Regions from separate parts of the Homo sapiens genome. Here all the other regions are linked to region 2. The links are chromatin loops, found by intact Hi-C in ENCODE. Cell type or tissue: IMR-90. All regions are shown on one strand. Links, peaks and the distances in the headings refer to the core of each region. The heading gives the core; the rest is flanking DNA.

Region 1 (10,520 bases), core at 3,231-8,230, 140 kb before region 2:
ACTCAGTTTAATTCAGGGTATCTCAAATTCAGTGCTATTGATATTTTATACTGGATAATTCTTTCCTTTAGGGGGGCTACTCTGTGTACTGCAGGATGTTTAACAGCATCCTTGGCCCCTACCCACTAGATGCCAATAGTGAACCCTGTCCCCTGCCCCTCCATATGTGACAACATAAATGTCTCCAAACATTGTCAAGTTTTTTGGGGAGAAGGGGAATGATAATATCCTTTGGTTGTGAAGCACTGCTTTAATAGGACTTAAAACCTTGGGCAAGTTACTTAATGCATTTTTGTTTGACGAATTTTCACTCTTGTTGCCCAGGCTGGAGTGCAGTGGCACGATCTTGGCTCATTGCAACCTCCACCTCCTGGGTTCAAGCAATTCTCCTGCCTCAGTCTCCTGAGTAGCTGGGATCACAGGTGCGCACCACCATGCTTGGCCAATTTTTGTATTTTTTTAGTAGAGACGGGGTTTCACCATGTTGGCTAGGCTGGTCTCAAACTCCTGATCTCAGATGATCTGCCCAACTTGGCCTCCCAAAGTGCTGGGATTACAGGAATGTACCTAATGCATCTTATCTAATTTTTCTTATCAGGCAAAATAATAGAAAACAAAAGCATTAATCTATTTGTTAGAACTAATGGAAATATATGTGCGGTGTCTAGCCTAGGACTAGTGCAAAGTGGGTGCTCAGAAAATCTGGCTGAGTAAACTAATTCTTGCTTTGGGGAAAAAAAATAATTTGAGACTGTAAGACGAGAAGAAATGCCAGAGTCAGCTCCTGTGACTTCATACTGGAAACCTGCTGCCCCCCAAGTCCCATCTGCAATGACAGAAACTCCTATGAGGAAAGGAGTGTGAGCACATTTTGCTGAAGCTAAAGGATTTCACACATCCAGTTTATTTTGCAACAGAATCACATCTCTTTCAAGGCATTCTTTCTACCTGGCCTCCAGAAGACATTATTTGTATGTGTGGGCTGTTTGTTGGTGAGGGCAGCTGCTGTGGACAGTGTATTAGGAGGAGCTGTTCCCAAAGGAGGTCCAAGGTGGGTTTCATCGCAGAAAGGTAGCAATGCAAACAGAGGGGCAGCATGGGTAATATAGAAAGGTAAATGGCAGAGGCTTCAGAGGGAAGCAGAGTTGAGGTCAGAACCTCAGCCCTGCTCCTTGCTGTGTGAGCCTCATCATTCAACCACCTGAGCTTTGCGGTATTCATCCCAGGGATGTTGTCAGGAAATGGAATCATGCCTCAGGATTCAGCACAGTGCTGGAATCCAGCAATCACCTAATGAATGTAAGCATTAATAATAGCTACTATTCCTACATTAACTTTTACTGTTATTGTTTTATTGATATTATCACCATCATCATTATTGGCCAGAGTGGTTTTAAGTGCATTTCCTTTACTAAGTTCAAATCTGCTACCTCCTGGAGGCAGCAGGATCCATCTCCTTGATTCTGAAGGCTGTGAAACAGGCAGGCTGTTTTAGCCCACTTCTCTTTGAGAAGGGCTTGAGGCCCGTTTGGGGTAAAAATCTGTGTAGTTTCTCATCCCTGGACTTCAAAGTGGCTTTATCTCTCTTGGCAGGTTAGGCTACCAGGAATACTGAACATATTTCTGTCACACCCATTGCCAAGGTTGCAATTTGAGAAAACAAATAGGGATTTACAGATAGCAGCTTTCTTCTTCTTCTATTGATAGCCTGAGATAATTCATGGCTAGGTTTGGACAAATGCAAAAATGTGCATTTAGTTTGGATTTGGATTCATTCCTCATGAATATTAGTCATCTCAGCCCAAAATGCAAGCATTTCTCTGTTTCAACAGATGGGAAGATGTACTGTGAAATCATACTGTAGCACAGGGAGAAAACAAGAAGGCTGAAATTAAATTTAAGCATAAGTCTTGGCACAGTGGGATGAAGTGTGCATCGTCATATATTTCCCTACAAAATAAGGAATGTGCTTTTAGGTGTGGTTTACATTCTTGTAAAAACAATGGGATGGGAATATTTATCAACCATGTTTGCTTGCTGATTTAACTCCCTATAGGAGTGTTTTTATGCAGATAACTCTTCATGCAGAATTTCCTTTTACTGAATGCTCAAATCAGAGACTGGCTCAGAATCTGTCATGTTCTATTGATAATGATGAAAATATGATTCTGAGGCCCTGTTACTTTCCTGGTCCTCTTCTGCTTGTTGGCATTCCATGGCCTTTGGAGGTCACTTTTGGTGATTCCCACTATCATGGCAGAGACCAGACCAGTATTGGACAGCTGGTGGCCCTGGGGAAAGGAGGTGAAAGAAATGGGAGAGAAATATGAAAAAAAAATTTAAGAAAGAAAATGAAAGAAAGAATGAAAGAATTAAAGTGGGAGTACTTCAAGTTCATGTTTGTTCTGTTCCATCACACCGATTAATGGAATTTAATAAAATGCACGTATTAATTCCATTGATAAGTTTTTGTTAACTGTCTACTTTGTATCAGACACTGTGATAGGTACTGGGGTAAAAGTAAACTGTTATGATAACAAATCCAGAATCCACCTAACATTGAATAGATAAATACACAACTCTAGTTCCCATATTTTTTCTGAAGATTTTCATTAACTGGTGTGTCAATATGACAATAGCACAGTAATTCCTGCCCTCTAAAAATAAACAAAAGGCCATACAAGACATTGAAGTTCCTTTTATATCAAAGAATGACTTTTACCATAGTTTGGTTTAATGTTTTCCTATTAACATTGGAATTCACTGAATGCAAGCAAATCCGATGGACTATATCTAATAAGTTCTTAAGATAATGTTATTGATTATCTAGGAATTCTCATTGACTTTTCAGTGACAAAATACAGCTTCTCGAAAGTAATTCTGGTTAGAGATCACAAGAAAATTTTTCCAGAATAATAAATATACAGAACATTAGCCTTGTAATAGATTGTAGAGATTTGTTTTTTCTGAACACCACCTTCATTTATGGATGAGACAAATACAGTAACTGAAAGAGTCACTAAGGAATGATTTTATTGCAAGTATTTTTAAAAGGTAGATCAAACACAGCTAAATTTTGTCAAATACCTGTTATGTTCCCAGTTTAGTCACAGGCACATTTATAATACAATCCCTTTTAATCCTACTTAGGATACTGGGAGGCAAATACAATGTTTTCCATTTAACAGGTGAGAAAACAGAAGCTCAGAGAACATAAGTCCCTCATCCTGGGTCACACAGTTAATCTCCAGAATTCAAGTGAGAAGTTTCACTATCTGTTGTCGTAGTTAGTAAGAAATTGTACTACCTAAATTCTTTGAGTTACTTGTATATTTAATGAAAAATCTTTTATGAAACTATTTTGCCACTTAGCCTTTTATGCTAGAAATAGAATTGAGAAGATTTTTGCTATTTATATGATGTTTTAATTGAGAAATTCAAATATCGTTGGGAATAAAGTATCTTTATACTGGTAAAAAAAAAAAACATAAATGAAATAAAATATCAGATTGTACTTATTTATCAGGTTCCCAGGTTCTATATCAAATCATTGGCTAGATTGATTGCATAGTATTTGCTAATTCTTTTTAAAATATATTTTTAAATTCTTAAAAATAAATATTGAATAATAACTATAAAAAAAAAAGATGTCAGGGAAAACAGGAGTGAAAACAAGGTCACTTTTATAGCCTTTTAAAGAGGAAACTCAAAGCTTTTATAGCCCCAGCTTAGCTCTAACTGGGTGGGTAATTAGTCTCTATAACATGGTCTCACTATGCAGATACATGTGTGGAGTAAAACAGTTGTGCCCAGATGACTCTCCTCCACTCCAAGGCTGCTGTCTCAAAATTACTGGAGGTGATCATTTAAATATAGGTTCCTATTTCTGACCTCACAGATTTCAGCAATTTTGGAATGGCTCAAAAATCTTTATTTTATTTATAGCTCCTTCTGATATTCTGCTATTCAGCTTTGCAAAACAATTGATTGTGTTAAGAATATTCTACTTACACAAGATACTCTGTTCAACTACGAGGTTTTTTTAATCATATTAATTGTGGAGGCTTGGGAAAATCAAGTCAAATTTCTGAACTTTATACTCCACACTATAGATGGAGGGAAACTGAACCTTAATGATATCTGGGCCACCACCCAAGGCCACACTTCACAAGAGATTGTGTGTGTAAAAGTATTTTAAATTCTAAAGTTGTTTACAATGTCTATAATGTTAGTGGCTGCGCCAGCAACTCTGTAGGTAAGGAAGTAGTTTTGAGTGTCATATCATGTACTGTCCTTGGTACCTTACCTTCTCAACCATCAATGTTCATGATTGCTTGAAACAGAAGGTACAGAACTTTCTCTCTGTTGCATCTGCAAGGTTTCCAGGTCCCTTGTCCCCAACCCATAATCTCTGGTTTACCTTTCCTTGATTTCTGACTTTGTATTTAGTGCTTGTGCTCTGATTGCCTCCTAGGGCACGGTACTTCCTCTGGTTACCTGGTTACACCCTCATGCCTTGTCTTCACTCTGCAACCTGCAAAAATGAATTAGCCCCTCCCTCTTTCTAGCGGACATCTGGTTCCTGGAATTCCATTATAGACATAAGTTCTAGTATTCTGGTTGTTTGGAAGAAACAGAGAGCAATCATTCTGCAAGTTAAATATTAGTATCTGCTATTTAAAAATAAATGAGAAAAATGAGTCTCAGTGATAATAAATAACCTTCCCAAGCTCCGCAACTACTAGGTAGAACTGGGATTTGCAGCTGGGGCAAATCCCAGTTCAGTGTGGCCCTGAATTCTGAGATTGTTCTACTAAATGATTGTAGCTCCCGAGGCTCCCTGGAAAATGGAAACTTCAGAGAAGAAAGGATAAGACAAAGACTTACATCTTATTTTACTTTGCCACACATATTGATCTACTTCAGCAGTAGATGGATTACACTCTGCCTTTGAGGACCATCCTCATTTTGAGGAGTACTTTCAGTTGCTCAGATAAATTTTCTCCGCTCTAGTCTATGTGGTCTTTGCTCCTGAAGGGAAGACCCATTTTTCTGTTTACCACCAATTTCACAGACCACAGAATTCACCTAAAATAATTTGTCTGTGCTTTACCTATTTTTTTTCTAAGTCAACCTTTTGCTGCTCTTCTAAAAGTAGAGTGTTCTCGGGCCCAGGAATCTGAAGACAAAGGTTAAGAGTAATATGAATCATTTTCTTTTCTTTTATATCACTTTTTTATAGTTACTGTGTGAATCTTTGGTTATGCCTATCACTTGTATTTTCCTATTAGTTTATCCCCAAAGCTTAGGACAGAGCCTGGGATAAAATACTTGTTCAGTCAATAAATAAAGAGATTCTTTAAATTTTTTGTATCAACAATACAATTATGAGGCAGGTCAAGTTAGGAGAGTATGCTGGAAAACTCTTTGTCATATGCTATCTGGTTCAGTTGAACAAAGCGGTGGTTTCTAAGTGTAGCCCATTGGCCACAGTGACCAAACAGAAAATATTGCAGGGCTCTCACTTTTTACCAGGCTCTCTGCTTCGTGTTAAGGGAAGACAGCATCAATTAAATAAGGTATTTACAGGGCACATATATCACTGGTTATGAGATTAGATTGTACTTAAAGACCACCCACCCCAGAAGCTCTGTGCATTGGGTTTCAGCTCATAAGTAGGGTGGTTGGGTAATGGGGGAGACTTGGAATTAGGAGGTCAGAGGGAGTAGACATCAATATTAACTAGAGTGGCTATGAAAGGCTTTGCACCCAGAATAAGTAAGGGAAGAATTGGTGATAAGAATATGCTTGGCTTACAGCAAGAAAAAAACAAAACAAAACAAAACAAAAACCTGTCTTGCTACATGATGACTTTTGGTGAAAAACAAAACAAAACAAACAAAACTGTGAGATACCATTGAGGCACAAACCGAGAACTGAGGCTGAATTGTGAAAAGTGATTTCGGTTTTGTTTTCTTATGCCAGGCTAGAGTTCTGACCTTTGGAGCTCAAACTTAATTATTCTTTCCCCTAAGGAGAGGTCCTCATTGGCTTATTGTAGTGGGAGCAAAATTGATCTAACCATACATAACTTTTCCTGTGTTTAAAAGGCCTTTATGTTTCTTTCAACTCCTTAAATTTTCAAAGGGAGGGGAAAAAGCATGTTTAGTTGCTTAATATTTCTGTATATCTTAAAGGACCCTTCATATTTATCATCAGAGACACACCAAAGCACATTACAAGTAATGCAAGCCATCTGGTGCTTTGCAGGCCAAAATCAGTTGATGGTTTAAGAGTAAAAACCATCCTTTTGTTAACATTTTTCTGGAGCACATCACCAAAGAATGCATAGCCTCTCTCTGCATTTTTCAGAAAAGAACTGTCATCTTAGCTCCTTTCTTCGGGTTTCTAAGTACTTCTAGGATAGGCAGGATTGATCTGATTTCTTTTGATAACTCTTTCAAACCTGTCTAAATCACCTTCTGAATATCAGTGAAATGGTTTAAAATGTGTACTGTGGATCTCCAGGTCTACCCACTTAAATCGTATCTAATAAACTTGCGTAAGGTTAGCAAAACCTCCTTATCTGGGACATAGGCTAACCTGTGTCCTTTGGTCTAAGTCAAGCACTGGTGATTGGTAAAGTAACTCAGAATGACTACTAGAGATTTGGCATTTTCACTGATTCCTTCTATTTCAAAATTCTGATTGAGTCTCAATTCATGGATCTCATTCATTGAGAATGCTCACTAAAATTCAATAGAGACCTAAAGAATAAATGCCCTGTGTATCCAGCCACTTACCTACTCCCCAAAATCTCCATGCTCCTTCCTATATCTACATATTTACATGTATTGCCCCCAAGTAATTCAAGGCCCATCCAAAAGACTAGCTCCTTCAAAAACTCTATTTGATCCTACTTCACCACTCCCCTCCACCCTACTCTGGCTAGTTTATTTTGAATTACACATAGTTTTATTAAATTATATTATCAGACTGTGAGCTGTTTAAAAGGCCAGAACTATGCCTGATTAAATGCTACATCATCCAGCCTTGTTGCCATCATGGTAACGAGCATAATTCTGAAATGTCATTATGCCTATGCCTATGCCTAGTAAATCATAGGAAGAAAGTACATGCTTGCATAAAGAAAGATGGGTAACGAAATATATCTGAGTTGAATTTTTGTTATATACTTAGTTGTATCTTTGAAGAAAGGTATTATACAAAAGAAAAAATATTACTATCATGAATACAGCAGTTGAGTTTGGTGCATGTAAAATTTTCCCAGCAAAATACTTCTGGAGGTAAATCTTAGGTTGAAAATCTTGGATCTAAAAAGGCTTACCTCCAGCAGAACTTTGCTGGGAACATTTTACATGCACTAAACTCAATTATCTAATTTCATCTTCTCAACAATTCTGAGGAAGTGGTTACTATTCACGTATTACAGATGTGTAAACTGAAACGCAAAGTAGTTAAAATGCTGACTTGGAACTATATCAGTACTCATAAATTTAAATGCTTTGCTTTTCTCTCTGGTACAAGGAGTTAGCTGGAGAGGAAAAGGGCAAATAATATGACACAAGGTGCCAGAAAAGAACCCCTATACCATTATCTGTGCCCCTATCCTGCCCCTGATACGAGAAAACTATCAACTTTATGGAGGGAAGTAGTATGATTCTGTCTTAACCTCTAGCTTTTTCTTTGAGTTTGGGCCCTTCCTTTAAGGAGAGGGCCATGAACTCCCAGAGGTCCAAGAATTCCTCCTGCTCCTGGTCACTAGGCATGTCTTGGAGTAGGGATGATGGTGTATAAAACCCTACTGGCAAAGGAAAAAATATGACTCACGGTAACATGTTGATTTCCATTGGAGCAGCTGGAGAGAAACATGGTTTCTGCCAACATCCACTGACGTCTCTTTGTGCCAACCTCCCAAAATAGAAATCCCTGAGAGAAAACAGGAGCATCCCTCAGAAACACAAGAAGTCTGTCTGGGGTTTAGTTACATATAAAGATTATACACTGAGCATCTAGGCTTCTGCAGGCCCCGCCCTGTGCTGAATTCTCACCAGGACTCCCTTCTTCTGCCCTCAGTCATTCAGCAGCCAACAATGCTCTTGGTGATGGGTTTCTCTTAGAAATGCTTCCCATTCTAGAGAAATAAAGTACCACAAGCATGAAATTGACATTTTGGCAAGTAGTGCCATTTGCCACCTTTCATCTTCCCGCAGGTTTCATTTTATTTAAATTAAGTCTTTCTGGTGAACTGGGGCTATTAACCCACCAAAGTAAATAAGAACTACACACACCAAAGGTAAAACCTTAGGCAGAGACAATGGCATTGCTAGCTTATTTGCTATTCCAAGTGACATTTCCTCAGATGTTTGCCGCCCTGCTGTGCAAACATAGCTACACATGAAATAAAGTAAAAAGAAAAAAAAATTAAACAGCAGTTAGTGGTTGGATGTTATTTCCAGTTTGGAACCACTGACAGGCTAGCTATAGAAAACTCTTCCCTCTGTTATTACAAATAACAGTTTGTGGATGGTGAAAAGAAAACAGAACTGAATTTTCTTTTAACTTCAAGTACAGAAGCTAGTGTGCCTATCATTACCACCACATTACAATACATTATGGGAGAAGGTCATAGTAACTTTAGAGGGGTTATTTCCATCCATGTCTCTCATCCTCTCAAAATTGTTATACTGGGACCAGGCTGATGCCAAATGCAATGCTAAAGAAAACACACCAAGTTGAAGTGAGCTAATTAGAGAGAATAAGACAGAACCAAAAGGTCAATGCATAGGCCCCAATACTGAAACAGGTTTTTTGTTTTGTTTTGTTTTGATTTTTTTTGCCACAATGCACCCTGACAAAGCAGCGCAATAAACATCCCTGCTTCTCCACTTTCAGTTCTCCCTGTGTGCCCACTAATGATTTTCCTTTCTCCAAGGACCTATCCTTTATCTATCCTTTATCCAAGGACCATATTTGCGGTCATTGTCAATATCCATGGAATCAATCTAGCAGCAAATCAAATTCTTCCACCTCTGTCAATTCATAGAATTATGTTACTACCTCCTTGCACTGATGATGATGGTGATGATGATAGAAAATAATATCAATAAAACAGCTAATATTAGCAGTTTTCTACCTACCAGGGAATTTTCTTATTTAAACCACATAACTCTACAAGTTAGTGATTAGGTACTTTCTTTGTATTTTAGTTATGTGTCTAATTGCTGTCTTCAGATGGAATATACATGATGAAGGATCTGAGTTTACATAACCACAACCTTCAACCCTGTCCCTAGGTAGTCCCTAGTCAATGCAATGAAATAGAACAAATGTCCATGGGAGAGACTCACGTGTTTCAGAATACTTGGGGTATGGTGATCATATCTGCTCTAAATAACCAACAAAGATTACATCAAAACAATAAATATGCATAAAGAAACAAACAAAAAAGGCCAGACTATTAGAGTGTTGCTCGTTTACCTTGCGACTTGGCTGATCATCTTCAAGGGACATACAAGTAGACTAACATTTTCAAATGACTATAGCCTGATAATTTGTACTCAACTTATACACGTGGTTCCTGAATAAAGGATAATGGATAAGAATTGCCTTGAGTGAGAGACACAGTTCGAAGAGCTCATCACTATAATGTTTATCTCCATCTAATATTTTTTAGGAGTTGGAGGACATGACCTTGAGTCAAGGCCCTGAAGTTGGTATCACTCTTAGTAAATGGGCCACCACACATGATGGTACTCAGCTCCTCGTGGCCACAGCATCATTACTTAGGAGGCTTCTTCCAGTTTTTATTATTTTTTATTTTATCTATTTTGTTACTTTTTTTTAGATCATGCTCTCTCACCCAGGCTGGAGTGTAGTAGCGTGATCATGGCTTACTACAGCCTCAACCTTCCGGGCTCAAACAATCCTCCCACCTCAGCCTCCCAAGTAGCTGGGACGACAGGCACATGCCACCATGCCTAGCTAATTTTTGTATTATTATTATTATTATTATTATTTTGTAGAGATAGGGTTTCACCATGTTGTCCAGGCTGGTCCTGAACTCCTGGGCTCAAGAGCATCTTCCTCAGCCTCCCAAAGTCCTAGGATTACAGGCATAAGCCACTTGCTCTTCCAGTTTTTAGACGAAAAAGTTAACATAACTCTTTTTCTTTTTCCTCTATAAAATGGACTGAAGCAAACGAGGAGAACATAAAACAGAAACAGGTATGCTATTTTGATGAGTCTATGGAACACCTATAACTCCAAACCACAATGTATAAATAAGGGCCGCTAGGAGAAATAAAATGGTAATGACAGTAAGAGAGGATGCCAAAAAAGGCACCTAGCTTCAAAGACCTTGGGCCAGAGCCAGATGTGCATAATGATTATTTCTTTGAAAAGATACAAGAAGTATGCATAAACTCATTGTACAAGCCTCTTGGAATCCAGTTAGACTCTATGGCATACTAAGCAAACTATGGTTGGATAGCAAAGGA
Region 2 (10,520 bases), core at 3,243-8,242:
TATATGACCTATACACTGCAAGTGATACATAATATATGACCTATACACTGCAAGTGATACATAATATATGACCTATACACTGCAAGTGATACATAATATATGATATATACACTGCAAGTGATACATAATATATGATATATATTATAAAGTTATATATAATATATGATATATATTATAAAGTTATATATAATATATGATATATATTATAAAGTTATATATAATATATGATATATATTATAAAGTTATATATAATATATATTATAAAGTTATATATAATATATGATATATATTATAAAGTTATATATAATATATGATATATATTATAAAGTTATATATAATATATGATATATATATTATAAAGTTATATATAATATATGATATATATATTATAGTTATATATAATATATGATATATATATTATAGTTATATATAATATATGATATATATTATAAAGTTATATATAATATATGATATATATATTATAAAGTTATATATTATATTATATATTATATATTATAAAGTTATATATAATATATAATATACATTATATATTATAAAGTTATATATAATATATAATATATAATATATAATATACATTATATATTATAAAGTTATATATAATATATATTATATATTATAAAGTTATATATAATATATAATATATATTATATATTATAAAGTTATATATAGTATATAATATATATTATATATTATAAAGTTATATATTATATATAGTATATAATATATATTATATATTATAAAGTTATATATAATATATATTATATATTATAAAGTTATATATAATATATATTATATATTATAAAGTTATATATAATATATATTATATATTATAAAGTTATATATAATATATATTATATATTATAAAGTTATATATAATATATATTATATATTATAAAGTTATATATAATATATATTATATATTATAAAGTTATATATAATATATATTATATATTATAAAGTTATATATAATATATATTATATATTATAAAGTTATATATAATATATATTATATATTATAAAGTTATATATAATATATATTATATATTATAAAGTTATATATAATATATATTATATATTATAAAGTTATATATAATATATATTATATATTATAAAGTTATATATATAATATATTAAATATATAACTTTAATCCACTCCATAGGGTTTCATGGAGGCTTCATCACACTCTTCCATTCCAAGGCTACACAAAATACTATCCAGGGCACTGATTTCTTCATGGATGTATTAAATAATAATACATTCATCCATTCAATCAGAAAGTGTTTAAGGAATACCTACTTAATAGTGTTTGAAAGAGAGACAAGAAATCAAGCAATGAGCCTACTGGTTTAATGTTGAAATGGAGGAAAACATGATGGTCTGGATGCCCAGTGGAAGAGGTCAGCACCTAACCTGGACTTACAGTGGGAGAAGCTAGAAAGGATGAGGGCGGGGGATGCTACTCATCATGGAAAAAGAATGGTCTGAGCAGGGAAGAAGAGAATTGTCTGTGCAAATGACCAGAGCCACAGACAGTATCTAGGAAACAAAAGACTATTCTGCTGAAGCAAACAAGGAAAAAGGGATGGGTCAGGGTTGGCTTGTGAGCTGTGAAGGCTGAAGATCTGAGCAGGCATCAATCACATAAGCCCTTAAAAGCTAATTTTAGTGGTAAAAAACCATTGGAGAGGTTTTAAAAGGGCAGTAACATGATCACATTAGCATTTTCAGAATTTCACTGATTCTTGGCATTAGCTGGGCACTTTGGAGGTCTATGCTATACTTAAAAAGCAATCAAACCCTGATTATAACAAATCTATTAACATTTAACTGGAGTTGGATAATGGTTGTGTAACACCTGGAGATCACAAAATATTTCCAAATATATTTGTATATTTTATCATCATAACTATCTATAAGGCTACTGTGATTTTCCAATTTTTAGCACAGGGAAAGCTAAGACTCAGAAAAATGAAGTAGACTCTTGGGACTTGCTTTTATCCATGCCAGTTACACCCTATCAATGCTTTGTTAGCAACCTACTGCTCTGGGCCAGACGGAAAGTTCATGTGCTCACTTGGACAGCTTGTAACAAACAGCATAAACAGACACTAAAAACAGAAGGGCCAGTTGCAGTAGACTGAAATTTATGACTTACAAGATGATCCTGGCTGGGTATGGTGGCTCATACCTGTAATCCCAGCATTTTGAGAGGCCGAGGCGGACGGGTTGCTTGAGGTCAGGAGTTTGAGAGCAGCCTGGCCAATGTGGTGAAACCTGGTCTCTAATAAAAATACAAAAATTGCTTGGGCATGGTAGCAGGTGCCTGTAAATCCCAGCTACTCGGGAGGCTGAGGCATGAGAATCACTTGAACCCAGGAGGTGGAAAGTTGCAGTGAGCTGAGATTGTGCCACCACACACCAGCCTGGGTGAGAGAGCGAGACTCAAAAAAAAAAAAAAAAAAAAAAAAAAAAGATGATCCAGTAAAAAATGAAAAGACATGAATCTGAAAACCAGAAGATCTTCAGGGATTTTGCAAAGGTCTTGTTGACTTAATAAGGCATTAGTAGTAGTACTAATACCCTGTAGGTACTAATGCCCGAGGCTTGTCTTTTCAAAAGTGTTTTCCATGATATTAATAGCTGTTTTACAAGGAAAAGAAAATCTCAGTCAAATACATTTGGAAAATGCCATTTTCACCTCTTCTTCTTCGAGAAACTCTTACAAACTTGACTAGGGAGATTCTTTTTGCTAGGAAGGCTGCTTACTATCTTGCAGGATACCATTATTATATAGAACGCTTGGGGGAGCATTTTCATAAGCAGTACAGAAGATTGTTGCAGTAACCACCCCACAATTGGTCAGGCTTCTCCTGACTGATGCACACTCTTGTGCATTCCTCTTCCACTTCATTTTGAGTTGGGCTAAGCGATTTGCTTTGGACAGTGGATATCAACAAAGACAGTAAGTGGGTATTTATTAAAAGCCCACCCACCAGGGCTTGACCTCTTGGATCTCTTTCCACGAATCCTCAAGCTGTGAAGAAGTCTGGGGTGAAAGACCAAGTAGAGAGAAAGAGCCCAGCCATCTCAGCCATGCAGGTGAGCCCAGCCTCCAGCCAACTGGCCTGGTGCATGTTAGTGGTTTGAGTGAGCCTAAGCAAACACAGAATTGTGACAAATAATAAATCATTGTTGTTTGACATCATTACTTTTGGAATGGTTTGCTATGTAGCTACAGGTAACTGATACAGACAGTTAAACGTCCAAGGATGGCAGTGGTCCAAGAACGAGGGCATTTGAGCTCTATTGTGAACTCTGTTCTTTGCCTCAGTTTCCTTATATGTAGAAAGAAAAAGTCACAATAGATAACATCTAACGAGCCTTTCAGCTTCAACCTTATGTTTAATGTAAAAGGTATGTATTCCATGAAAATGTTCTACTATTTTGGCATCTGTTTGACCCCAAACTGCAGAGCTTGAGCTTAACATATATCTTGCATGTGAAAAAAGAGAGCCACACTTGAGAACTGGCAAATCAGGCTCCCTGTCCCTTCGGCTGACTTAGCCCAGATGTTACAATCGACGTATCCAAGTCTGGAGCGTGATTCTTTGCAAAATCGGAGGTGAGGTGATGGGCCAAAGGTCACAGGCTCTTCGACTCCTCACTTTTCCAGGCTCAGTGACTCTGTCAGCAGCAGCACGACCCTGGTGCTCTGAGCAGGGTTTGTGTTTACAGTGCACAGGACAGAAGAGCAACAAAAACCACCCCAATTCCCAGCCAAGCTTTCTAGCTGTCCGGAAGGAATAGGAGTGTGGGATCACACTCTGTTTATTTGTGGTTCTTTTAAGCGATGTCCAGAGACCTACATTTCATGCTTGTTTGAAAGTGTGTACGTAACTGGGGAAGCTGTTAAGCAGCAGTTGGCCTTCACTCCAGTTATTTACTTATTTAGTTATATGTCAGCATGCAGTTTATTGAGTCATAATTCTTTTCAGTGCTCTATGGTGACCAGCATTTGAGGGCATCAGAAGAAAGTCTGTATCTCATATTTATAAATATTTACCAGGACATCATATTTGGATGCTTCTATTTCAATTATCACAGGATTTTCGTTTGCTTGTTCAAAAGGGCTTTCATTGGTAATATGAATTACAAAAGAGGAGGGATAAAAGAAAAAAGAAAAAATATATTTGTTTCAGAGGGAGGAAAAAAATAAATGTCATCCAAAACAAACTGAAGCAAATTCCTTAAAAGTGCTTAAAACTATTTTAAGATGTGCAGATTCTAAAAAGTGAGAAAAAACAATAATTCATAATTATTGCTTTTTACCACGAATATCTAACCTAATGTAGAAAAGTATAGTTTAATTGTGGGAGAAAAATCAAATTTTTGCTATTTTGCATTGTGTGCATTGGCAGCATAAAAAATTGTTCTTCAGGAAAAATAAAATTCTAAATCAAGGGAGAAGAAAGCAGAAAGCTAAATGAATGTAGGACCTCAAAGAAATGCTACGGTTGTTACTTTTCTAAGAACACTGTCAACTACAATCTACAAGCAACATTTTCTAACTTGTACAATGTTGTAGAAATGTGCAGGCGGGATAAGTCCCTCTAACTCCTTTTGCAATACCTACAAGAATTTCACTCAAAGATGAGGCATTTTCCTTTGGCTGCTTGAAGGTTTTTCTGTGCAATACAAGAAGGCAAAGGCAGGACGACTCAGCACACCCCATGCAGAAAGAAACGACTGGGTTAAGATTTGTGTTCTTACTCATCTCTCCTGTTCACCTTTGTTTACTGTAATTTGCAGAAAAGAGGGGGTACAAGAGAAGCTGAATGATGGGGGATACTCCTCTTTTCTGTCTACAAGAAAGCTGAGTTACACCTAGGAACCAGAGCTACCTCTTCTTGGTTTTTAGGAAAATAACCACTGAAGACAGAACTAAGGAAGAATCTGGAAAGGTGTGGTCACTTCCTTGGCTACATTCTAACACTCATTTTTATAACCATCACTAGCAATCAGTCTTAAGAGATAAAAGTTTATTTGGAAATTCAGTCAGCATGTTAACTGTGGTTGAAAGCAAATGACTCCCCCTTCTCTCATTTTGGCCAGAGATTTACACCCTTTCCAAGCCAGCCTGGTCTTATTTATGTAACTGCACGAGAGAGTGGCTTCAGGTTGCCTCTTAAAATAACAAACCTATTTGTGCCTTGTGGGGCTGGGCCCAGACAATTGAAGCAACTTAGACCAAAACAACTCAGGTAACCAGAAAGTAGGAACAGGCAGCTTCAAGAGGCTTTTACCAAGATGTCTCCCCTTTAAATAAGACAGCCTGGTCCTGAGTCTGATTACTTAGACCTCAGAGATACGTAGAATTCTAAGGGACCACCACATGGTCTGGGTTCTGAATTGTTTCAGGTGCTAAAGGCCTTGAAATATGGACACCATCTTAATACAAAGCGTCTGTTAAGTGACACAACAAACAGACAGAAATGCTTTTTCTGCTTATCCTGGTAGACATAGGCATTGTAAGTACACTTTGGTGTCAGTTTTTGCTCAAAAGTAACCCTCCCCAAATTCCAGATGTTACACTGTAATTAATGCACACACACATCCACCCATAGTCATATACATGATATGTATTAATACATTTCTGTTATATCAAGAGTTATCAACTATTCTTTGTTACCTTTCATAAACCCACATGAAATTTAGAAGGAGAATAATCAGTGCTGTGCATAATTTGCAAAGGAGCTTAGATGAGGTATCCTTGGCTTTTTTCTCAATTCCAATGTCAAATGTTAAGTAAATCGACATTTCAGAGAGGAGAATAAAATATATTTCAATTTCAGCTAGGATAATAATACCATCCCTTTCTATAAAAGAAGTCACAAAAACTTTCTTTCTCCACAGGCTGTTAAATGGCGCCCCCTTCCTGTCAGTGGTGAATCTAGTCAAGGAGAAATATATATATGCACACACACATATATATTTAAACTAGATACATAATAAACTAGAAACAAATAATAAACAAGAAATATATGTATATATATAAAGAATGCTAGAAGATGAAAGAGAGAGGTATCTCATCTTCTAGATTTCAAACTGTTAGAGTTTGAAATGAATACTGTAGAATCTCAAGTAGACCCTTTTTTAAACATACAAAATAAACTAAGATTCAAAGTGGGGAAAGGTCTTATCAATTTATTAAATTATTCAAACAATTTTTAAGCAGTAACTGTGTTAATCACTGGAGATAAAGAAGGGTCCTGATACCGAGGGAACTCAAAATCTCATAGCGGAGGCTATGGGACTAAACGTAAACCAATTATTCCAATACAGGCCAAAAAGTGCTATAGTTGAGATGTTTCTAAAGTGTTGTTATAGAAATACTAAGTTTGCCAGAGCAGTTTAACGAGAGCTATCTAACAAGTAAGTTAGACAAATCACTCACCTTTAACTAGATGGTTAAATGTTGACCGGGCATAAAAGGTGGAAAGAGAATTCTGGACAACTAAAATGGAATTTCAAATTCTTAAAGGTTTGGAAAACATGTTAGAATGAGGATCAAGTACTTCCGGGTGGCAGCTGTGTAAGATCCATATGAGTGAATAACAGAAGGAGCTGAGTCTTTCATGTAAGACTGCAGGGTTTCAACTTCAGAGTCATGGTGATCACAGTTCAGTATGCGCTGTTATAGCTCAGTGCTGTCCTTTTGTTCCATTCAATAATCAGATCAATTATATAAAAAAAGGTTATGAGAGGCCAATTCTATGTTAAGCCTTGGAGTGCAGAAAAAAGGCTTCAGAGGTATCTTTTCTCTACATAGCCACAATATGAAGGTGTTATAAATCCACAGCAAGAACAGGGCAGAAGGCAGGGTCCAACAACATGTTATATACAATGTATTATATAGGGTCTTCATAAAGAAATAGTGAAAGGACTATATAGGTCATCTGTTATGCAAATGGGAAAGGGAATATGAAAATACATATAAACCTAATTTTTTAACATAAGGAAACATGAGAAGGGTTAAAATAAACAAAATTTGTCACCTAGATAGCAGAGGAGCAGGAATGAAGGGGTGACACTCCTCTGAGTGTATAATTTTGTAGTTTGGACTTTGGGAAGCATAGTAGTATTCCACATAGTAAAAAATAAAATTAACAAAGATGGTAGGGAAAACCTCAAACTAAATGCAAAAGAAACAAATCCAATTGTATTTGAAATGAAGAAAATAATGTTCTCACTCATAAGTGGAAGTTGAACAATGAGAACACATGGACACAGGGAGGGGAACAATACACACCGGGGCCAGTCGGCGGCTGGGGTGAGAGGGGAGGGAGAGCTTAGGACAAATAGCTAATACATGCAGGGCTTAAAACCTAGATTGACGGGTTGATAGGTGCAGCAAACCATCATGGCACAAGTATACCTATGTAACAAACCTACATATTCTGCACTTGCATCCCGGAACTTAAGGTAAAATTTAAAAAAAAGAAAAAGAAAATAATCATACTGAAGAAAAAATAAAATGAATGCAAGCAACTATAGAAGACAGTATTGTTAATATATTACTTCAGTCTAGGAAATTGAACTAAAACAAATCTGCAACTCCCGAGTATGTTTTTAATATATAGTCATTTGGGTTCAGCAATTCTAAAACTAATTTTGCTATTGTAGAATAGAGTAAATGTGTTGATGTCATTGCGAGCCAAGACTCTCACTGTGGAAGAAGGATGACAGAAATATAGTAATGGAGGGAAAAAGGATATTAAGGGCATGACTGGTGCAATTGACAAAACGGAATATGCAATGCAGATGCAATAAAAAATGTATTATTGTTACATTTCCTAAATTTGGTAACTGTACAGTGGTTACATAAGTTTGTAACTTTTTATTTTAGAAAATACATATGAAGATCTTAAAAGGTAAAGGAGTACAATATATGTAAACTATTCTCAAATAGTTCAGAAAAATTACAAAATATGCACATGCATGAGTGTGCACACATGTACGCACATATATTAAAAGATTGTAATAAAGCAAATACGGTGAAATGTTAAAAACTGATGAATCTTGGTAAATTGTATACAGAAGTTTTCAGTAATATTTTTGCAAACTTTCTGCTAGGCTGAAGCTACTTCAAAATAAAATTTAAAAATAAACAAATCCATAGAAGATGTGTGACCAAGTTTCATCTAATGATGTGAGCAACATGTGCCCAGTTCTTTTAATTAGTCAGGCAGCAACAGGCTGGCAACTCCAAATTGTCCTTCAGCACTGAATGTGTGTGCACATTTAGAGCCACTTTTAACAAGCACATAACAAAAAATCCATATACCTCAATTCAAGCCCCTAAGGGTCATCCAGGTTAGAGAACTGGCCTTGATAACTATAATGCCACACTCCAAGTACGGTCTTGGTGACATCATGAGCAGGACAAACATCCTGAAGAAAAGGGTTCCAATAATGCCCCCCCCCCCCCGCAAAATGCCTTAGCTCAGGTGATCCCTAGACAACGTGTTTTTAGATGAGTTATGACATTAATGCTGAGTTCTCTTCCTTCATGGCCATCATATTCTATCTTAATGAATGCGAAATCAGACAGTAAGGAATGAGGAAAAACAAGGGCATGGTATTATAGCTTTGCAAGCTCTATTCACAGGACAAATTATTTTAAAAGTTCCACCCCTGCCCCGACCTTGTTTTTTGTTTTTTTGTGTCTGTGGTTTTGTTGTTGTTTGAGACAGGGTTTTGCTATGTTGTCCAGGCTGGTCTCAAACTCTTAGGCTTCAGCCATCTTCCCAGTCAGCCTCCCAAGTAGCTGGGACTATAAGCACATACCACCATTCTCAGCTATGCCTTGAAAGATTCTAAAGAGGTGATACTATGAGCCAGATAGAGTTCTGGAAATAGAGTCCAAGTAAATTTGAAGTATCATGACTGACAGTGTCACTAATATTGTATATATTGAATCCTAATATGCCAGATGGTTTTTCTTCATTTTACTTTATTTTTTTTCTTTGACACGAAGTCTCACTCTGTTGCCCAGGCTGAAGTGCAGTGGTGTGACCCTGGCTCACTGCAACTTCCGCCTCCCGAGTTAAAGTGATTCTCTTGCTTCAGCCTCCTGAGTAGCTGGGATTACAGGCACGTGCCACCACACCTGGCTAATTTTTGTATGTTTAGTAGAGATGGGGTTTCACCATGTTGGCGAGGCTGGTCTCAAACCCCTGACCTCAGGTGGTCCACCTACCTCGACCTCCCAAAGTGCTGGGATTACAGGTGTGAGCCACCGCGCCTGGCTGGTTTGCTTTCATATAGTACCTTTCAGTCTGCAGAATGCTCTCAGGCATACCATCTCTATAGCAATAATACTGTCAATAATAACCATAGCAGTTATTTATGAAGCATTTATCCCACAGGGATTACTCTTTTAAGTGCTTAACACATATCTCATTTAATTGTTATGATAATCCAGTAAATAATTATTGTTATTCTCATTTTATATGAAGCTCAGATACATTAAACAACTTGCCTGACATAACAGACAATAAGTGGCAGAGCTAGAAGTCAAACACAAGACTGGCATTAAAATCTAAGTTCTTGATCACAATGTTCCCCATAATGGCCTTATGAGTATCATTTCCATTATTCAAATAAAGAATTTGAGGCCCTAAAAAGTTGAAGTATTTATGTAAGGTTGGAATAGCCTAGTCCAGGTCATTTGACTCTGAATCTGACATCATTCCCATTCTGATGCTACAAGAATCACATAAAACACTGCATAGAAGGTGCTCAGTAAATTGTGAAATTTGTGAATATAAGAGGATTAGATATCATTACCTTTAAAAACTTCCTCAGTGCATCATGAGAGCAAGCAGCAGCTGGAATTAAAAGGAAAGCTGTGCTGCTCTGGAATTCAGTCTGGCAATAAGAAAGTTAAACATACACTTGCTATTTGACCTAGCAATCCCACTCCTAGGTATTTACCCAAGAGAAATGAAAATATATGCTCACATAAAAATCTGGATGGAAAAGTTTATTGCAGCTTTATTCATAACTGCCAAAAACTGGAAACAACCCAAATGTCTTTCATCTGGTGAATGGATAAACACACTGGAACATCCATTCAATGGAATAGTATTTAGCAATAAAATGAAGTGAATTACTGATGCATGTGACAATACGGATGAACCACAAATGCATTATTCTAAATGAAAGAAGCCACATTCAAAAATTCGCATACTGTATGATTCCCCTTATACGATATTGTAGAAGAGGCAAAATATAAGGATATAGAACAGCGGTAGCCAGGGCTGGGTGTGAAAAAAGTATATTAACTGCAAAGAAGGGTAAGGGAACTTTTTTAAGTGATAGAAATATTCACTATCTTCAACGATCTGGTGGTCACGTGATTGCATGCATTTTATTAAAAACCATAGGACTTTATTCATAAAAGGGGTAAATTTTATTGAATGTAAATTATACTCCA
Region 3 (10,520 bases), core at 3,013-8,012, 360 kb after region 2:
CTCAAAAAAAAAAAAAAAAAAAAGATCTTTCACCTCCCTAGTTAGCTGTATTCCTAGGTATTTTGTTCTTTTTGTGGCAATTGTGAATGGGTTTGTGTTCCTAATTTGGCTCTCAGCTTGGCAGTTGTTGGTATATAGGAACGGTGGTGACTTTTGTATGTTGATTTTGTATCCTGAAACCTTGCTGAAGTTGCTTCTCCGCTTAAGGAGCTTTGGGGCTGTGGCTATAGTATTTTCTAGATACAGAATCATGTTATCTGCAAACAGAGACAGTTTGACTTCCTCTGTTCCTATTTGGATGCATTTTATTTCTTTCCCTATCCTGATTGATCTGGCCAGGATTTCCAATACTATGTGGAATAGGAGTGGTAAGAGATGGCATCCTTGTCTTGTGCTGATTTTCAAGGGGAATGTTTCCAGCTTTTGCCCATTCCGTATGGTGTTGGCTGTGGATTTGTCATAAATAGTTCTTATTATTTTGAGGTTTGTTCCTTCAACACTAGTTTGTTGAGAGTTTTTAACATGAAGAGATTGAATTTTATCGAAATCCTTTTTTGTATCTATTGAGATGATCATGTGGATTTTGTCTTTAGTTCTGTTATGTGATGAATCACGTTTATTGATCTGCATAGGAAGAAGATATTTAGCCCAAAATGATTCAGTCAGGAAATCAAGTTGATCTGGTGTTAAAATTGTCCAGTTTTTTTCCAATGGTATATCTCCAGCTCCTGGAAAAGTGGCTGTCACCAGAAGGTATTCATTAAATATTTTTTGACTAAATTAATGAATTAAACAAACATTTTCTTCATATACTCTAGGTAACTTAGAGGTCTCTAGGAGGGGTGTTAAGTGTAGCAATTGGGGCTGGTTCCTGCAGCACTTGATGAATACTTTGCTTCAAAACAAGCCACTTCACAAAGAAGAATCATTAACAAGCTGCAGTTGGTTTTCATGTACTGCAAAGGATTTTTGTCTGTGATGGGTAAGCAAGAGGCCCATGTTCAACTCTCTCCTTTTCATAGTTATATAAGCAACCTGTGTCCACAGAGATGCTCTCTGTGGTTTATGTGTTCACTCATACTCTGTTACACATGGTTTCTTATTTTAAGTTAGAAACACTTGTGTGCATAGATCAGCTCAAAATCAGAAATTAAATGCAACATGGGAAGCACTGGTGGGGACCCAGCTTCCAAACATGTATTACATGAAAATAGTAAGACTTTTCTTTAATGTCAATTTAATTAAAGCAAATAAATTATGCAATGTTATTGGCTTATTCCACTGCCCTTTTACCAAAACAGAGTTCTCTGTGCACATAGTTTTTTTTTAACATTTAATCAATAAACCACAGTGATCTGAGCATCTGGCTCCCTTAATAAGGGGATTGTGGAAACCCTGGGCAGTAAATTAGATTTAAGAAAATTTCTAAAATGAGAGAAAATTACATTATAAATATGACATTAACATTCCAAGGCACCAGAACCTCCTTGAGACTGCAGAGTCCCTGAGCTAGGTAGGGATCTATACAGAGCACAGCAAATACTTAGATCACTCTTAAGATGTGGACGGTCAAACCTGTCAGGAATAGTAGCTTCATGCCAAATCTGCAGGAGCCCTTTCCCTTCTTGACCACTGGGCAGCTTCTTTGACAAACACCTTTTAGGGATTCTGAGAACATTTCACCCCCTGCCATCTCTTGGCAAAGAACAGCTGAATGCTAAAGGCATATTTTCTCAAAGTGCTTGTTAATGACTTGACTGTGGAATTACTTGCTGGGCTGCTGCTCTGGAGTGGTCATTACAATATTTCATTCTTCTTGCTTAATTTCAGGCTGTGCTTCCTCCATACATAAATACATCAAGCTATATAAAAACCAGAACTTTTATCTGCATACAGGGGTTTAGAGAGTTCGTTTCTCCTGCTCTGTAGGACAAGAAAAATCATTGTTTCCCGCTTTGATTTAGAGATTTGATTTATGCAGGTTTGCCTTTCAAGCTTCTGTTTCAGATGTGCTAACTCTCAGGTTTGTGTGCATTTGCTTGGATTTACTGACATGAGTTTAATTCCTGATTTACAACCTGCAGGCTTCAGATGAAGAATGAATTTTGATTTAGGGTAACACATTCTATATGGCTTCTATTTTCTACTCAGATTCAACTATTAGTTGGTTTTAGCACAAACTGAGTTATGGCTTTTCCTAAAAGGCCCTTTTTTGATTAAATTAAGATGGATTGAAAACCAAATCTTTCCCATATAACTACATGAAATAAAGTCCCTTCCTACAAGTCTGACTGACATGAAGTGGGGCCTCCAGAGAGAAGCTCCCCTGCTTCTGCACAGTTCTGCTGATTCGTGGCTGAGTATTGAAATCTTCTGGTTCTTCTCTCATGATCATAGGTTTGTTTCTTCATTTATCCATTTTCAAAACTCTTTGCAAAGATCTTTTACAGTCGTGTGTCACAGGATAAGCAGAAAAAGTTCTACGCCTTGTAATGTGTTGATGAACATCCAGTGTCCTGAATCACCCCAAACACACAAGACAAGTAAAACAACAACAACAAAAGAAACCCAGCAACACATGTAAGTCTTAATGTGCATATAATTTAGTATATTCTTCTATTTGGATCTTTGAGATATGCTCCTTAAAAGTTGGAAAGCTCTTGATGTATAATTAATAAAAGTGGTCTTTTCTCCAGTCTCACTTGGGTAACAGTTTCTTGAACTGATCAACCTTCAATCTGCCAAGGATCTCCATTTGCCTCAAAGATATTTATAACCATTATAGCAAAAATGTGAAGTGAAAGGAAAAGGTAACTTCTGATTCTATCTCAAAACTATAATTTAATGGCAAACCCCATCTTTAACATGGCCTGGGTGACTTAAATATAGAGTTTTTTGTTTGTTTTGTTTTGTTTTTTGTTTTTGTTGTTTTTAAGACAGGGTCTCACTTTGTCATGCGGGCAGTAGTGCAGTGGCCCAATCTTGGCTCATTGCAACCTCCGCCTCTGGGTTCAAGCAATTGTCCTGCCTCAGCCTCCCGAGTAGCTGGGGCTACAGGTGCATGCAACCACATCTGGTTAGTTTTGTATTTTTAGTAGAGACAGGGTTTCACTGTGTTGGCCACGCTGGTCTCAAACGCCTGATCCTCAAGTGATCTGCCCACCTTGGCCTCCCAAAGTGCTGGGATTATAGGTGTGAGCCACCGCATCCAACCAATGTAGGGTTTTACATAAGGAAGACTAATTGGCCTGGAAGAGGAAGAGGTGAGAACCTGCCCTTTGTGGCGATTATTGGGCAAAAAAGGGAGAAAGGAGAGCAGAGTGATCAAGCACTGGATGTTCTGAAGAAGGAACACAGACATATCAAGAAAGGGCTGGTGTGCCAGCAAAGGTATGGGATCAGAGCAAAGGCCAGGGTCAGGCCTTTGAGGCTTGAGCCAAGCAGTGTGGACCCAGACTCCAGCCGAGCAACTACTTTACAATCAGGAAGAGCAGAGGGTCGATATCACACCTCACAGATACCCTGCTCCCATAGCCATCAACACAAAATCACAAAGACACAGCCCTCTGCCATAAACTCAGCTACCAGCTTGGAGAAAAACAGAGGAAGAAAGAAAACACCCAAAAGCTGAGAGTTTATTTGGATTATTGACCAGAAAGAGAGTTATTTGAAGAGGCAGCTTTAATTATGCAAATGAACAGAATTGACCAGAGAGGGGCATATACAAAAGATGAAATCAGTTATCAAAGAACAGTAGATATATATTTTATTTGAATTTATTTATTTATTTACAACTCCAAATATGTTTGCAGCTTGTTATGATTATTGAAATGCACTAATCATTGTATCTGTGTATTAAATGACTTATTAAAATTACCTAGGGCTGGTGCAGCTTGTTTTGATTATTGAAATGCACTAATCATTGTATCTGTGTATTAAATGACTTATTAAAATTACCTAGGGCTGGTACAGCTTGCTGCAGATCCTCAGGAATATTTTAATATATTGATTGGTGTATCTATTATTTATGTAATGCACTATTTAATCACTTGGTTTCTTTTAATGGTTATTTTTATGCTAACCTTTTTATTTATTGCATGTGACACTAGTTTTCCAGTTATAAAAATGACATAAAGTTTCCTTTTAAAATTAAGTTTTTTAAAAAAGAGTTGATTTAAAAAAATATTTAATAAATAATAGTGCAAATGGATAGCAGACATAGCAACAATTATAAAGTTGGTATCAAAATGTCTGAAGTTTGAGAGGTGATACTCTAATGAAAATTATGGGATCTTCATCCACAAGGAAACTTGAAATGTGCACAAGCACCTAATAATCCTTTCGATAACTGGAAGCAACAGCACCAGGCTGGGCCCGTTAAGGGAAGGCTGATTGGTTAAGAAAATCATTCAAAGAATAAAGGGTACTCACATTGGAGCTCTTTTTATGTGCTGATGCTTTACATATATGGTTCTAATTTAACCTTTACAGCAGCTCTGTGATTACATTTTAAATGAGTACACCAAAGGCCTGAGAGTTAAGAGATGGATCCAAGTTCATGTAGCTAGTAAACAGCAAAGCTGAAATGTGAACCCTACTCCCTAAGAGCCAAGATATGTACTAAATCGAAGAGTTGAAGTTTGTCACTGAGATTCATTAAACAGCTATCCAAAACAAACAAACAACAACAAACAAACAAACAAAAACAGCTGTCCCAAGAGTAGTTGGGCCTATGTCTGTCTCCTTTCAGATTTCTCAAACCGCAACTGGATGTTGCTGCCCCAAGGGATGAAAAGGAGGAAGACAGTCCCTTAGCCAATAAGTAAAGAAGACGGCTCAGAGACCTTGACCTCTGAGACCGTGCCCGGGATGCACCTCAAATCACCAGGGTGTGACCGACCACTCATGGGCAAATAGCATGCGAGGTTTGTCTGTTGTGGTCATCCTGCGGCTAAACTAGAATCCTAGCCTGGGGAGAGTCAGCAGTAGTGTCTCTTAGTTTATAATTCATTAGAAAATGTCAATCCCCACTTCTTGGGATAGTTCAAGGGTATAGTGACAGGAATCTGAGTTGGCTACTGGTCGGTTAGGTCGTTGGTTTCACAAGCAAATGCTTCCCCCTAGTGGCTATGGCTGGTCATTGCATGTGCCTCCTCTCAGGACTCACTTCTGGAAAACTCTAAGGTGACTGTGCAATGTGGGTCACAAACAATTCTCCCTCACCTCCTACCCCCAGTAACTGCCCCACCCTGTAATATTCCTCAACAGTCCCTCTGTGCTTGCTGGACTGCCTTTGCGCCTCCTGCCCACCCTTCCCAAGGTATACTGGCTGCTTTCCAGACTTCCGGGTCCCCTCGTCCAGGACACTGGTTCTTCTCTCCTGTGCCTGGACCAGGCTGACAGCTCTTTCTGAGCATCTGCAGGCCCTGAAGCTTTGGGGACAGCGCCCTCTCCTGCTAACTTCAGTTTCACGCATGCAATTGACTCGCCCCCAAAACCGGATTGGAAAGTCTTCTCCAGACTTTCTATCCCTTAATGCAACCAGCCTAGAGAGGACTAGGCCTGTGGGTTAGAGGGATTTTATTAAATGCTGAACTCTTTTAGGAAGATGACTGAATCAGTCAAGGTTTTTCAGAGAGATAGAACCAATAAGCTAGAAAGAGACAGAGAGAGAGGAGAAATGATTAATTAAGGGAATTGGCTCACTTTGTAAGGAAGGCTGAGAGGTGTCACAACAGGCCGACTGCAAGCTGGAGAACCAGGAAAGGCAGTTGCATGGTTCAGTCCGGATATGAAGGCCTCAGAACCAAGGAAGCCGATGGTGTAACTCTCAGTCTCAGGCCAAAGGCCTGAAAGCTGGTGGGTGGTGGAGGTGGTAGGGACAGGGAATGCTGGTGTGAGTCCTACAGTCCAAAAGCCAGAGGAACTGGAATTCTGACATCCAAGGGCAGAAGGAGAAGGGCATCCAAGCTCTGGAAGAGAGAGAGAACAAATTCACCATTACGTTACCTTTTTTTTTTTTTTTTTTCCATCAGAGCCCTCAGTGGAGTGAATGGTGCCCCCACATTAGGTGAGGATGGCTCTCCCTTATTCAGTCCATTGATGCAAATGCCAGTCTCTCCTAGAAACATCCTCAGAGACACACTCAGAAATAAAGCTCTACCAGCTAGCTAGGTGTCCCTGAATACAGTCAAGCTGACACCTACAATTAACTATCACAATGACTAAGAAAGTACCTTGATTTCAGTAAGTCATCTTCTCAGACTCCTTTTGCAGCCGTACCCTGGGATCCTACAGGAAATAGAAGAGGAGAATTGTGTTTCTCTGAAACTCATCGCCTCTGCAGTATGACCCTGGGCTACACTTCCAGATAAATCTTCCCAAAACTATCAGCACTTACTCCAAGAACTCCAGCCCAAAGGAGCCAATCACTGCTTCCCACTTCACTGACACCCACCACCCCGTCTACTTGAACCCTCTTAATTTCCCAAACTTCTAATCATTCATCAAAGTTCAACTAAAATGCTTCCTGGTCCACAAAACTGTCATTATTCCCTAAGGCTTCAGCCTGAGATATTTCCCTCCTCCCATCTCCCTATTTGTTCTGAGACTTTCTTTAGAACAATTGTCACTTTATTACCACTACTGCTGCTATTGTTGCTATGGCTAATTCTACTCTTTACTCTTATTTCTTTTTAAATTTTATTTTAGGTTAAAGGGGTGCACCTGCAGGTTACCTGGGTATACTGCATGATGCTGAGATTTGAGGTATGAATTCCTGTCACCCAGGTACTTAGTACCCAATAATTTTTTGACCTTTGCCCCCTCCTTCCCACTCCCTCCAGTTTCTATTGCTGCTATCTTTATGTCCATGAGTACTCAGTGGCTAGCTCCCAGTTATAAGTGAAAACACGTGGTATTTGGTTTACTGTTCCTGCATTCATTCGCTTACAATAGTGGCCTCCAGCTGCATCCATGTGGCTGCAATGGACATTATTTCATTCTTTTTTATGGCTGCATAGTATTCCATGGTGCATATGTATCACATTTTCTTTTCCAATCCAAGCAAAGTCTACTCTTTATGGCTTTCCAGTGGTTGGCTGGAGGAAATAGGAAGACTATGAAGGAGTCAACCGTTCTGAGTGGGGACTAACCCTAACATAAAATTCAGGAAAACACTGGGCAGAATATGATTAATATTAGGAAAAAGAACATTGCCATAATAAGAATATATTCATGCTTATTGTGTGCCAAGTGTTAAGCAAAACATGGCTTACTTAATGGCTTCTTAAATATATTCCCCCAAACCCAATAGAACACGCATAAAAGACCCACTTTATAGTTAAGAAAGCTGAGGCTCCTAGAGATAAAGTAGCTATCAGCTAATTGTGGCCACAACAATGTGGGATAACAGCCACAGAACTTTACTGGCCTACAATGATCTGCCTTTATTTACTCATGGGACAGAAGGCTGAGGCTGGGCTGATCTCAGCTGGGTTTGGGTGTTAGTTTGCTAGGGTTGCCATAACACAACACCACAGGTTGGGTGGCTTAAACAACAGAAGTTGATATTCTCACAATTCTGGAGTCTGAGGGTTTAAGATTAAGGCCTGGCTGCCGGCTTGCTGTGTCCTCACCTGGTCCTTTCCCTGTGTGTCCAAATGTCCTCTTATAAGGATACCAGGCATATGGATTAGGGATTCTATTGGCCTCATTTTCACTGAATCACCTTGTTAAAGGCTCTATGTACAAATATAGTCACATTCTGAGGTACCGCGTTAGGGCTTCCACAGATGAAGTTGGTGGGGGTGGATGTAATTCAACCGTCGCAGTTGTTGGTGCGTTTGTGGAGAAGCTGATCCTTCATCCATCTGTGAATCAGCCGGAGGCTCTGCACCTACTTATTCATTAATTCATTCAACACATACTGAGGCCAATTGTGTGGAAGGAGCTCATGAGGTACAGGAGATATAATCGTAAATTACACAAACTTTCTATACTCTTGTAGCCTCATGGGGGATACAGACAATTGCAAAAGGTTATCTTAAGAAATAATAGAGTAACAAACACAAGCAGTGGGTATTAGAGTCTTAGATTTGGCTTCCTGCAGGAAGTGACACATTGGAGCTGGAGCCTCGCTCCCCACATAGAGAACAGAACAGAACACAACACACCTTCCTAGTATAAGGTAATGTGCTTGGGAAAATGTCTCATTCATGCTTACACCAGTATGATGCTTAGCATATGGACTAACACATAATAAGCAGTACTCAAAAAATATTGCCTAAAAAGACCACAGAATCAGTTTGGGAGGGATCAAGGACCCATTTTTAAGTTTTTTTTTTCCCTCTCTTGTTTATCTAGGTATCAAAGAAGAAGTAAGCACAAAAAAGAAGTTGTTAACAAGAAAAATTGGGCCTTTTATCTACCACACTGAGATTAAATAAATAAAACTGATTTGAAAAATAACTGAAAGTTATCAGATGAAAGTAGACACATAAAAATAAATACTATAACACTATCGGCACATATGGAAGACAGGCCTGATTTTTGTCCAAGAATCTGGCATTTTTCAAAAGTGACTCAAAATTAGGAAAACCAGAATCATAAATAAAAAGGCTGATAAACTTGTCTACATATTTTTTAAACTTTTGCATGGTAGCATACACACATACATACACACACACACCTGTGAGGTTGACATTTAAATAATAATTTTTTAAAAAATAATTGCAGCATATATGAAAAAAGAGTTATATTCCTAATCAAAGACCTTTCAGAAAATAACACCCAAAAGAAAAGTAGACAACTCAGTCTATACTAAAAAGAATGATAAAAAGTAAATGTATGATACATATAATAAAAATGTTAAGTCTCACTATGAATCCAAGATATGTAATTAAACACAAAAGACATACTTTATCATCTGCTGGGAAAAATTTAAAACATTGGAAATTGCCTCTTCCAATAGGTGTTGGTGGGAGTGTAAGTTGGTACAGCTTTCTAGAGGAGCATTTGATAATATATATCAATATGTGCAATGTTAATCACCTTGACAATTCTAGAATGTTCAGAGATAACTTGCCAAACTGCACCGATGTTGCACAAAAAGATTCATTGAATATTTATTACAAAAACTGAAACAAAGTATTTATCCGCAGGAGAACATTTATAGATTAAGTTTTTTAATAGATATAAAGTGAATCAAATTTTCTATTTATCCTTATACCAGTTTCTAAAATGTGTATCCTTTAAGGAATTTGTCAAATTCATCTAAGTTGGCAAATTTGTTTGTGACACAATATATTTGCTCATACTATTGTCTGGTTATCTGAGTAATCTCTTTAGGGTCTGTAGTCATGCTCTTTTATTCCTAATATTGGTAATTTCTATCTTCTCTCTTTTTTCCTGATCAGCCCAGGTTTTGGTTTCATTGTTTTTTTCTCTATTAAATTTCTGTACTCGATTGCATTGATTTTCCTATAATCTGTATCATTTATTTCTTTCTAATTATTTTGGGTTTAATTTACTCATCTGTTACTGGCTTCTTAAGGTAGAAGTTTAGAACAATGATTACAGACCTTTCTTTTTTTCTAATATGAATATTTAATGGTACAAATTTCCTCTAGACACCATTTTTTCTATCCCACAAATTTTGATATGTGTTTTCATTAGTATTCAAATCAAAAGTTTCTAGTTTCCCTTATAATTTTCATTTTGATCCATAGATTGTTTAAAAGTATATTGTGTTTTTTTAAAATAATATTTGGGGATTTTCTAGATATCTTGTTACTGGTTTCTAATTAGGTTCCATTGAAGTCATAGAAAATACTCCCTTTGATTTTAACCATTTAAAATTTATAGTTACTCGCATATGATCGTTCTCATAATTGTTTTATATGTTCTCAAAAAGAACGTGTATCTTGTTGGTTTATCACCCTCTGAATGTTGATAAAGACTGTTTGATACTGATCTTCAGGTGTTTGAGAACCTCATCAATTTTGTGTCTACTTGTTCTATCAGTTACTGAGAGGTGGCACCTTGAACATTTACCAGCAGTTCTGTGTGGAGTAATTTACTCAGCTTACAACTTGGTATTCCTTCTTTGCCTAGCCTCATGAAGTGTGACCCTATGTGTTTATAGCTTAATGTTTACCAAAAACTCAAGGAAGCCCCTTTGCAGATATCTGGACCTCTTTCTCTGCATAGCTTCCTTCTGTCCTGTATTCTGCCCTGGAAATTACCACCAACTCAGCCTCCCAGATTTCAAATACGTGTCTCGTCATCTGAGCGAGTCCACCGTGCTCCTGTAATCATTCTCACCTTGTGCTGCTGCCCAGAAAGTGCCTCCATACAGAAAGGCGGCGCCATCAGGGCTTACTTTGCCGATTTCCCTTGTCTCTGTGGTCCCAGTTTTATTCTGCCGGTTGTCTAATGTGTGAATGTAGTTATTTTATATATTTAAAAGCTCAGTTGTCTGGTTGTTTGCAGTGGAGGGAAAGTCTGGAACCAGGCATTCC

What was found. A loop is a pair of places that touch in the nucleus more often than their neighbours do. Peaks named below come from ENCODE experiments on the same cell type or tissue, not always from the same donor. Only the 100,000 strongest peaks of a DNase experiment are listed, where the experiment ranks them.
Region 1: a loop joins it to region 2, with 2.3 times the contacts of the local background. A loop is called at or near these places in 8 of 110 quality-filtered maps.
Region 3: a loop joins it to region 2, with 9 times the contacts of the local background. A loop is called at or near these places in 7 of 110 quality-filtered maps.

The regions. Positions count from the first base shown.
Region 1 is chr2:18,887,570-18,898,089 of GRCh38, reverse strand. All of the region lies in intron 4 of LOC105373456 (a long non-coding RNA gene), which reads right to left. Among named protein-coding and RNA genes, the nearest start is that of LINC01376, 130 kb to the left of the region's middle. In IMR-90, for the core only: no CTCF peak of the experiment used is centred there; a DNase peak (open chromatin) is centred at 6,299; H3K27ac peaks cover 1,270 bases.
Region 2 is chr2:18,745,538-18,756,057 of GRCh38, reverse strand. All of the region lies in intron 4 of LOC105373456 (a long non-coding RNA gene), which reads right to left. Among named protein-coding and RNA genes, the nearest start is that of NT5C1B-RDH14, 160 kb to the right of the region's middle. In IMR-90, for the core only: a CTCF peak has its summit at 5,950; a DNase peak (open chromatin) is centred at 5,947.
Region 3 is chr2:18,382,478-18,392,997 of GRCh38, reverse strand. LOC105373454 (a long non-coding RNA gene) reads right to left here and starts at 6,457. Exons shown (of 8, transcript XR_001739302.1): 1 at 6,237-6,457; 2 at 5,707-5,972. RefSeq lists a silencer at 5,076-5,205. In IMR-90, for the core only: a CTCF peak has its summit at 5,119 (motif pointing left); a DNase peak (open chromatin) is centred at 5,097.